Linked DNA regions of Homo sapiens: regions 2 and 3 are each linked to region 1. A link is an interaction called in ENCODE POLR2A ChIA-PET data of the cell type or tissue named here. Cell type or tissue: GM12878. All regions are shown on one strand.

Region 1 (2,500 bases):
GTAGAGGAATAGTCACTTGTGCATTCATCTAGCTCAGCGAATCTGCATTCTTACAAAATAAAACAGACATGGGCAGAGGAAGCAATTAGAAATGCATTTGTCTCAGGTGAGCAGAGGGATGACTTTGAGTTCTATCCTTTGTCCTGAACCCATGAAGATAAGTTATCCATTTACATTGTCACGGTGAAATTCAACAGAACTGTTTTAGGGTAAAGACCTTGCGGCCCACAGTGAATTTCCTAGTGGGCAAAATGTGAGGTGTGTTGCTTTTTTATCTTTGTAGCCGTCTTATTTAGGAATAGAATGGGAGGCAGCTCCCAGCTTGACTTTTCTCTTTGGCTTAGTGATTTGGGGGTCTCGAGATTTATTTTCCTTTCACAAAGGAGGTTAGGGTGTAGATTGGCAGGGTTTATGTGTTTTAAAATATTTCTACTTCTTGTATTTTCTGCTATTAAGTCACAGCATCAGACCAAGAGTCTGGTTAAGATGGACCATAAATGCCAATACTAGAGAAAAGGCATCAGGGTGTCCCTAAAGTGGGTCCTCTAAGGAAGGACCTTGGAAGTGTAGTGGTTCTTTGGGATGGAGTTCATATAAGAAGATTCTGGTGGGGCATGTTGGCTCACACCTATAATCCCAGCACTTTGGGAGGCTGAGACGGGTGGATCACCGGAGGTCAGGAGTTCGAGACCAGCCTGACCAACATGGTGAAACCCCATCTCTACTAAAAATGCAAAATTAGCCGGGCTTGGTGGCACATGCCTGTAATCCTAGCTACTCGGGAGGCTGAGGCAGGGGAATCGCTTGAACCTGGGAGGCGGAGGTTGCGGTGAGCCAAGATCACGCCATTGCACTCCAGCCTGGGCAACAAGAGCGAAACTCCATTAAAAAAAAAAAAAAAAAAAAAGATTCTTTCTATCTTAATCTCCTCAACAGGGAGCTCCTTTATGCTTGGATTAGTCTTCACTTCCTCTGAGCACAATAAGAAAAGTACAGACAAACCACAAGCTCAAAGGTCAGCTGTAAAAGGAAATAGGGGCTTAGGACCTCAGGGGTTTTAATCATATAGAATTCAGCTCTGTTTCTCAAAGTGATGCCAGGCCGAGATGGTGTGGGCAGTGTGGCAGACTAAGTCCTTTGAGGGGAAGATGGTGAAGTAGGAGCTCTGAAGAAATCCTTAATAGAGGACCACTTAAAAGAAGAAATAATTTGATATATAATTTTTTTTAAGTTAGAAGGAGCCACTTAAAGTTCGAAATGGGAAAATTAAGCTGTATTCAATAACATATGTTGAACTGTATTTATAAACACATGAGATGGAAAAGGATGAATGAAAAGAGAAAAGAAATAGAGTTAAAATCTCAATATGTCATAGTCTCAAGGACAAAGAACCAGCAAAAATGCATGGGTTGTGTAAACCAAAAATAAATTCTAAGCCCCCCACCCCACCCACCTGCCATCTGAATGGACCTCTCCTCTTGACCAAGGGCATTCCAAAGTTAACATGAAAACTAGTTCAGGCCATGATGGGAAGAGGGAGTTGGACATGACCCATTATACCCTCCTCCCTTTTGGAATTTAGGAAAAGCCCACATTCATTAACATCAACACAGACCTTAGGTCTGATCAGAAATATTTACAGTCTATTCTCTCTGAAGCCTGCTACTTGTATTCTTCCTCTGCATGATAAAATCTTGGTCTCTACAACCCCTTATTGGAACCCAGACATTCCTTTCTATTGATGATAACTCTCAACCGATTGCCAGTCAGAAAAAAGTTAAATCTACCTATGTCCTGGAAGCCTCCAATTTGAGTTTTCCTGCCCTTCCAGATCAAACCAGTGTATCTTGTACGTATTGATTGATGTATTATGTCTCTAAAATGTATCAAAACAAGCCATGCCCTGACCACCTTGGGCACATGTCCTTATCCTTGGCAAAATAAGGGGAGGGTCTGAGAGACCTAACCTAGTCTGGGGGGCTGAGGGGGCTGGGGTTCTGTCCTCACAGTTGGAGTCAAGTCTTCTGCAGAAGCGACAGGCTCCCATGAGTCGCTTATCTCCTAATGGGTGGCTTCTCCCCCACTGCAGCTGCACATTGTCCATTATAACTCAGACCTTTATCCTGACGCCAGCACTGCCAGCAACAAGTCAGAAGGCCTCGCTGTCCTGGCTGTTCTCATTGAGGTAAGAGATATTTAAAAGGTTCTTAGGTGAAATTTGAAGCAGGGATGAGATTGGGATTCCACCTTTTGTTCCATGCATACCTGTTGATAATCAGCTGTTCCTGTATCGACTCCGTGTCAACTCCAGAGCAGGGGGTATCCTCCTGTAGTGCACCTTCTCTCTTGGCCTGGAGGCAGCACTTTCTGTGCCTGGGCAGCAGAAATGGGGAATGTTCTTTGGTCCGTTGGAAAAACGGGCCCCAACATCTAGCCCTGTTGCATAAGGCATGGAATTGCCCAGTTGGGGAGGACCTGTGCTGGAAAGGGATCATCAAAC
Region 2 (2,500 bases), 130 kb after region 1:
TTTTAAGTTTCAACACTCATATAAACAAAAGCAGTTGGAAAGAACTCATGTAGGAATTCCCCATAACCAGAAGGAAGATTGTTTTGTTTTGGGTTTTTTTTTAAGTGTCCATATTACAACTTAAATTTACAACTTAAGCTTTTATCATTATTTTAAAAATGAAAGTGGTATCATCTATAGTCATAAATGCACAGCCTACTGAATTTAAAAGAGGAGCACATTCCAGTTTTAGGCATAAGTACAGTAACTAAATAGACTTGAACAAGAAATTCTTTATCCAGTACAGATTTTCTGAGCATTTGGCACTATACAGAAAACCATGATTTACTAAGCACCAATCAACTGACCTAAGTTACATTATAACAGCACCCCTAGCCTATCCTCTGCTTTGCCCCACGTCCCCCTCCAAACATATCCACCTGAAATAGTACCTAGAAGACATTTGTCCTTATCAGATTTTATTTGAAGGAAGAAGTCAGAAAGGAATTATCTAGTAATAACTTAGTTACAATTTCAGGTACCAGCAGAGAAGCCAAAAAATGAAAATTAATCTGTGTACAAGCTGAAATTGTCCCTAGTTCTGAAAAGAGAATAGTCAGAACCTAGAGAGTTCCTTTTTGATTCCAAAGAGGGAAGGAAGGGAGGAAAGAAGGGAGGAAGAGAGGGAGGGAGGGAAGACTTAGACACTAAAACATGCTTTAGGCCTCTGCCAAAGCCTTATAAAAAACTAAGACAAACCTCATAGTTAACTACTGACAGTGGCATGTGCTTTTAATTCTATTCTGAAAATGTGCATGCAAGCAAGGCAAAATTATATCATGGTTCTCATTTACATTTATCATTGCCTCACTATGGGAATATATAATCACATACGGACATCTGTGGATGATTATATACAAAGACGGGCCTTTCAAGATCAAGTTTAAGAGTTCTAGTGTCTTTCTATTCATACACCAATCATGAAGCAATTCACTAGAGCTGTTTTAGGGAATACGGAAATATTTGGGGAAGTCCAGAGGCTGTCTCCTCATCACGTACAAAAATTTTGTAATAATTTCCTTCACCTCCCCCTCTTCCCACAGTAAAGCTCAGCAGTGACATTTCCTTTCCCCTATCTAGTTATATGAATCACTTTTTACTTTACTACATTTTTAGGGATTCTGTGTTTTTACCTTGAATCAAAAGTGATGCCAAATTATCACTAATACATCTTGACTCTTCTGATCCCCAATCAGAATTTCCCCTCCCCTAATTGAAAGTGACATTTTCTAGTACAAAAATTTTCACGCAAAATGAGGTTAGACTAGAATAAATATGAGTCAGATGAACATGAACTGAAACAGAAAAATGTGCTGGTGCAATCCCTCCCTTAACAACTTTATCTCACAACCCCGGATGTTTAAAAATGATAAACATGGTGACCTATCCAAGAACAACCTGGATATCAAGTTTTCGTTGTTTGTTTTTTGCTGCGAACTAGTTCAGCATGCTCTGCTTGTTATACATCAAGGATGCCTCTACATCAATTCAGGAGGAAAGACTACAACGCACTGTGTAGGAAGATGGGGCTTTTAGGCCAGGCACTGTGGCTCATGACTGTAATCCCAGCGCTTTGGGATGCTGAGGCAGGAGGACTGCTTGAGCCCAGGAGTTCAAGACCAGCCCAGGCAACATAGAGAGACTCCCTCTCTTAAAAAATTAAATAAAATGAGCTGGGCATGGTGGGACACACCTGTAGTCCCAGCTACTTGGGAAGCTGAGGTGGGAGAATCACCTGAGCCTGGGAAGTTGAGGCTGCAGTGAGCCATGATTGCGCCACTGCACTCCAGCCTAAATGACAGAGTGAAATCCTGTCTCTAAAAAAAAGAAAAAAACACAGGGCTCTTCATGTTGTTGAATGATCAACTAGGGGCAACTCCCCTTCAGCCATGACAGTTATGAGATGTCTATCAATATCTATCATGACCAGTCACTAGTTGCAATTGACTAGTGTCAGTCAATATATGACAATACTAAGAAAAATGCGGTGCTTGGCAAAAAAAATCCACCAAAACTATGACTGGATTTAACTGGAAGTTAATTTTGAACTCTACCACACTACCTGTACTTTTAAGAAGATACATTTAAAGAAAGTAAATACTAAACACAGTATCAGGAAGCTTTATAAAGGAAATATCAAACTATGGCTCTCTCTAAAGTCTTGCGTAAACATTCTTTCCTATTCTAATGGCCATCAAAGTTAAGGATATAATAGGGTTAAACCAGAATCTCAATGAGAGAGATGGTGAACACATATAGTCTGGGGTAGAACACAGTTATAATATCACAGTACGTGAGACAATAATCTCCCAACCTCCCAACTCAGAAAGGGACAAGAATTCACTCAATCTGGCTGTAGTTTCAGGAACATCTGTGAAGCATTTCCCAGTATTCTCAGTAATTTCTATACTTCCGATCTACAAAGGATATTCTACTATTTGTTCTCTTGTCAATAAAGAAA
Region 3 (2,500 bases), 190 kb after region 1:
ATATTTCATATAATGCTATTTCGTATAAATGGAATCACATGGTATGTAGCTTCTGTATGTTTCACTTAGCATAATGTTTTCAAGGGCTGTCCATGCTGTTGCATGTATCAATATTTCATTCCTTTTTTTGACAATATTCTGTGTAATAATATACAATGTTTATCCATTCATCAGTTGATAGATACTTAGAGTGTTTTCACTTTTTATTTATTTATTTTTGAGATGGAGTCTTGCTCTGTTCCCTAGGTGGAGTGCAGTGGCGTGATCTCAGCTCACTGCAACCTCCTCCACCTCCCAGGCTTGAGTGACCCTCTGGCCTCAGCCTCCCGAGTAGCTGGAACTACAGGCACGTGCCACCACACCCCGCTAATTTTTTGTATTTTTTGTAGAGATGGGGTTTCGCCATGTTGCCCAGGCTGGTCTTGAACTCCTTGCCTCAGGCCATCCGCCCACCTCAGCCTCCCAAAGTGCTGGCATTACAGGTGTGAGCCACTGCATCCGGCCAAATAAAGTATTCTTAATGACATCTGCAAAATCCATTTTGCTATGTAAGGTAACATATTCGTAGGTTCTGGGGATTAGGGTGTGGGAATCTTTAGAGGGCCATTATTCTGCTACCACAGAATATAAAGTTGTAAAATTCTACCCCATATTTGGAAACTGAGATTCTTAAATTATGTCTTTGTAATTCTCTTTTTTCTTTTTCTTTCTTTTTTTTTTTTTTTTTTGAGACGGAGTCTTGCTCCGTCGCCCAGGCTGAAGTGCAGTGGCGCAATCTCAGTTCACCGCAAGCTCCTCCTCCTGGGTTCACGCCATTCTCCTGCCTCAGCCTCCAGAGTACCTGAGACTACAGGCGTGTGCCACCACGCCGGGCTAATTTTTTTAAAGTATTTTTAGTAGAGATGGGGTTTCACCGTGTTAGCCAGGATGGTCTCGATCTGCTGACCTCGTGATCCGCCTGCCTCGGCCTCTCATGTCTTCGTAATTTTCCATGGAAAAAAACTTAAATCTTTGGAAGGAATAGAGTACATTATTGCATTTTACAAAGAAAAGGATAACTTTTATAGAATAATGACCTTGTATTCTTTTAGGATTTTACAGCTACTTTTTCACAACTATAGGCATAGAAAATGACATCAGGGGCCGGGCGCGGTGGCTCACGCCTGTAATCCCAACACTTTGGGAGGCCCAGGCGGCGGATCACGAGGTCGAGATTGAGACCATCCTGGCCAACATGATGAAACCGCGTCTCTGCTAAAAATACAAAAATTAGCTGGGCGTGGTGTCGGGCGCCTGTAGTCCCAGCTACTCGGGAGGCTGAGGCAGGAGAATTGCTTGAACCTGGGAGGCGGAGCTTGCAGTGAGCCCAGATCGTACCACTGCACTCCAGCCTGGGCGACAGAGCAAGACTGTCTCAGAAAAAAAAAAAAAAAAAAAAAAAAGAAATGACATCAGGTCATGGTGTTTGCTATTGATCGACACTTAAATAGCCTTTGAATTTTGTTTCAAAGGAGATGCCAGAATTGCAAATTTTCTCTGCTGATTTGTGTCCTACTGATTCTGGCTCGCTTTCCCCCTACACTACTAGGGCTACTCTCACTTTCACACCTAGCAAAACTTCACCTTTCAAAGAATTTAGGCAGAATAGTCCTAATTTAGTTAATAAGCTTTCATTTTAAATCTTAGGGAAGCAGTGTTAGTTTCAGTTATTCTATAGGAACAGAAATTGGAGCTGCCACAGCCTTTTGAACCAGAGCCCGGCAGACCCTCAGCTTCAGCCCTGCTCAGTGTTTTGTGTCTATGAAAGTCTTTTTAATTTTCTCATTACACATTTTATATATCATGCTATGTATTTAGAACAGAGGGGTTGTGTAAGATTATGACTCTATGTTCTTTATCTTGTCTTTGTATTAATTTGAAGTTGTGTTTTTTCTTTATTTGTAGCCAACTAATTAAAATACCAACATATTTATTTTTATTCATTTTTATGTGACAAACTTTTAAACTGAAGACTGCATCAATAAAATTGCATGCCATTAAATATGACTTTTATTGGATTGGTAAATTTTTAGAGATGCCTTTTTTTTTTTTTTAGACAGAGTCTTGCTTTGTTGCCCAAGCTAGAGAGTGCAGCGATGCGATCTCGCCTCACTGCAACCTCTGCCTCCTGGGCTCAAGTGATCCTCCCGCCTCATTCTCCCAAGTAGCTGGGACTACAGGCCCATGCCACCATACCTGGTTTATTTTTGTATTTTTTGTAGAGACAGGGTTTCACCATGTTGCCCAGGCTGGTCTCAACTTCTGGGCTCAAGTGGTCCGCCCATCTCAGCCTTCCAGAGCGTTGGGAATACAGGTGTGAGCTACTGCGTTGGCCTAGAGATGCTTTTTATGGGAAGTCACGATAATGGTTAAAACAGGCTTTAGAGTCAGATATGTGTGGGTTTGAAACAAGTGCTAGTTAATGGTTTGTGACCTTGTGAAAAAATAATAATATTTCTAC

Evidence for each region. Peaks named below come from ENCODE experiments on the same cell type or tissue, not always from the same donor. Only the 100,000 strongest peaks of a DNase experiment are listed, where the experiment ranks them.
Region 2: POLR2A ChIA-PET joins it to region 1 with 9 read pairs; 2 of 35 experiments call an interaction of 5 or more read pairs at or near these places.
Region 3: POLR2A ChIA-PET joins it to region 1 with 5 read pairs; 4 of 35 experiments call an interaction of 5 or more read pairs at or near these places.

The regions. Positions count from the first base shown.
Region 1 is chr15:63,341,687-63,344,186 of GRCh38, reverse strand. CA12 (carbonic anhydrase 12) reads left to right here. Exons shown (of 11, transcript NM_001218.5): 5 at 2,090-2,185. It overlaps LOC124903506 (a long non-coding RNA gene), which reads right to left. Exons shown (of 3, transcript XR_007064676.1): 2 at 2,266-2,373; 3 at 1-49. Among named protein-coding and RNA genes, the nearest start is that of CA12, 39 kb to the left of the region's middle. In GM12878, no CTCF peak of the experiment used is centred here; a DNase peak (open chromatin) is centred at 996.
Region 2 is chr15:63,211,207-63,213,706 of GRCh38, reverse strand. All of the region lies in intron 1 of RAB8B (RAB8B, member RAS oncogene family), which reads right to left. Among named protein-coding and RNA genes, the nearest start is that of RAB8B, 23 kb to the right of the region's middle. In GM12878, no CTCF peak of the experiment used is centred here; a DNase peak (open chromatin) is centred at 1,294; H3K4me3 peaks cover 1,717 bases; H3K27ac peaks cover 2,500 bases.
Region 3 is chr15:63,147,795-63,150,294 of GRCh38, reverse strand. It overlaps RPS27L (ribosomal protein S27 like), which reads left to right. Exons shown (of 4, transcript NM_015920.4): 4 at 1-2,046. Among named protein-coding and RNA genes, the nearest start is that of RPS27L, 8.4 kb to the left of the region's middle. In GM12878, no CTCF peak of the experiment used is centred here; no DNase peak of the experiment used is centred here.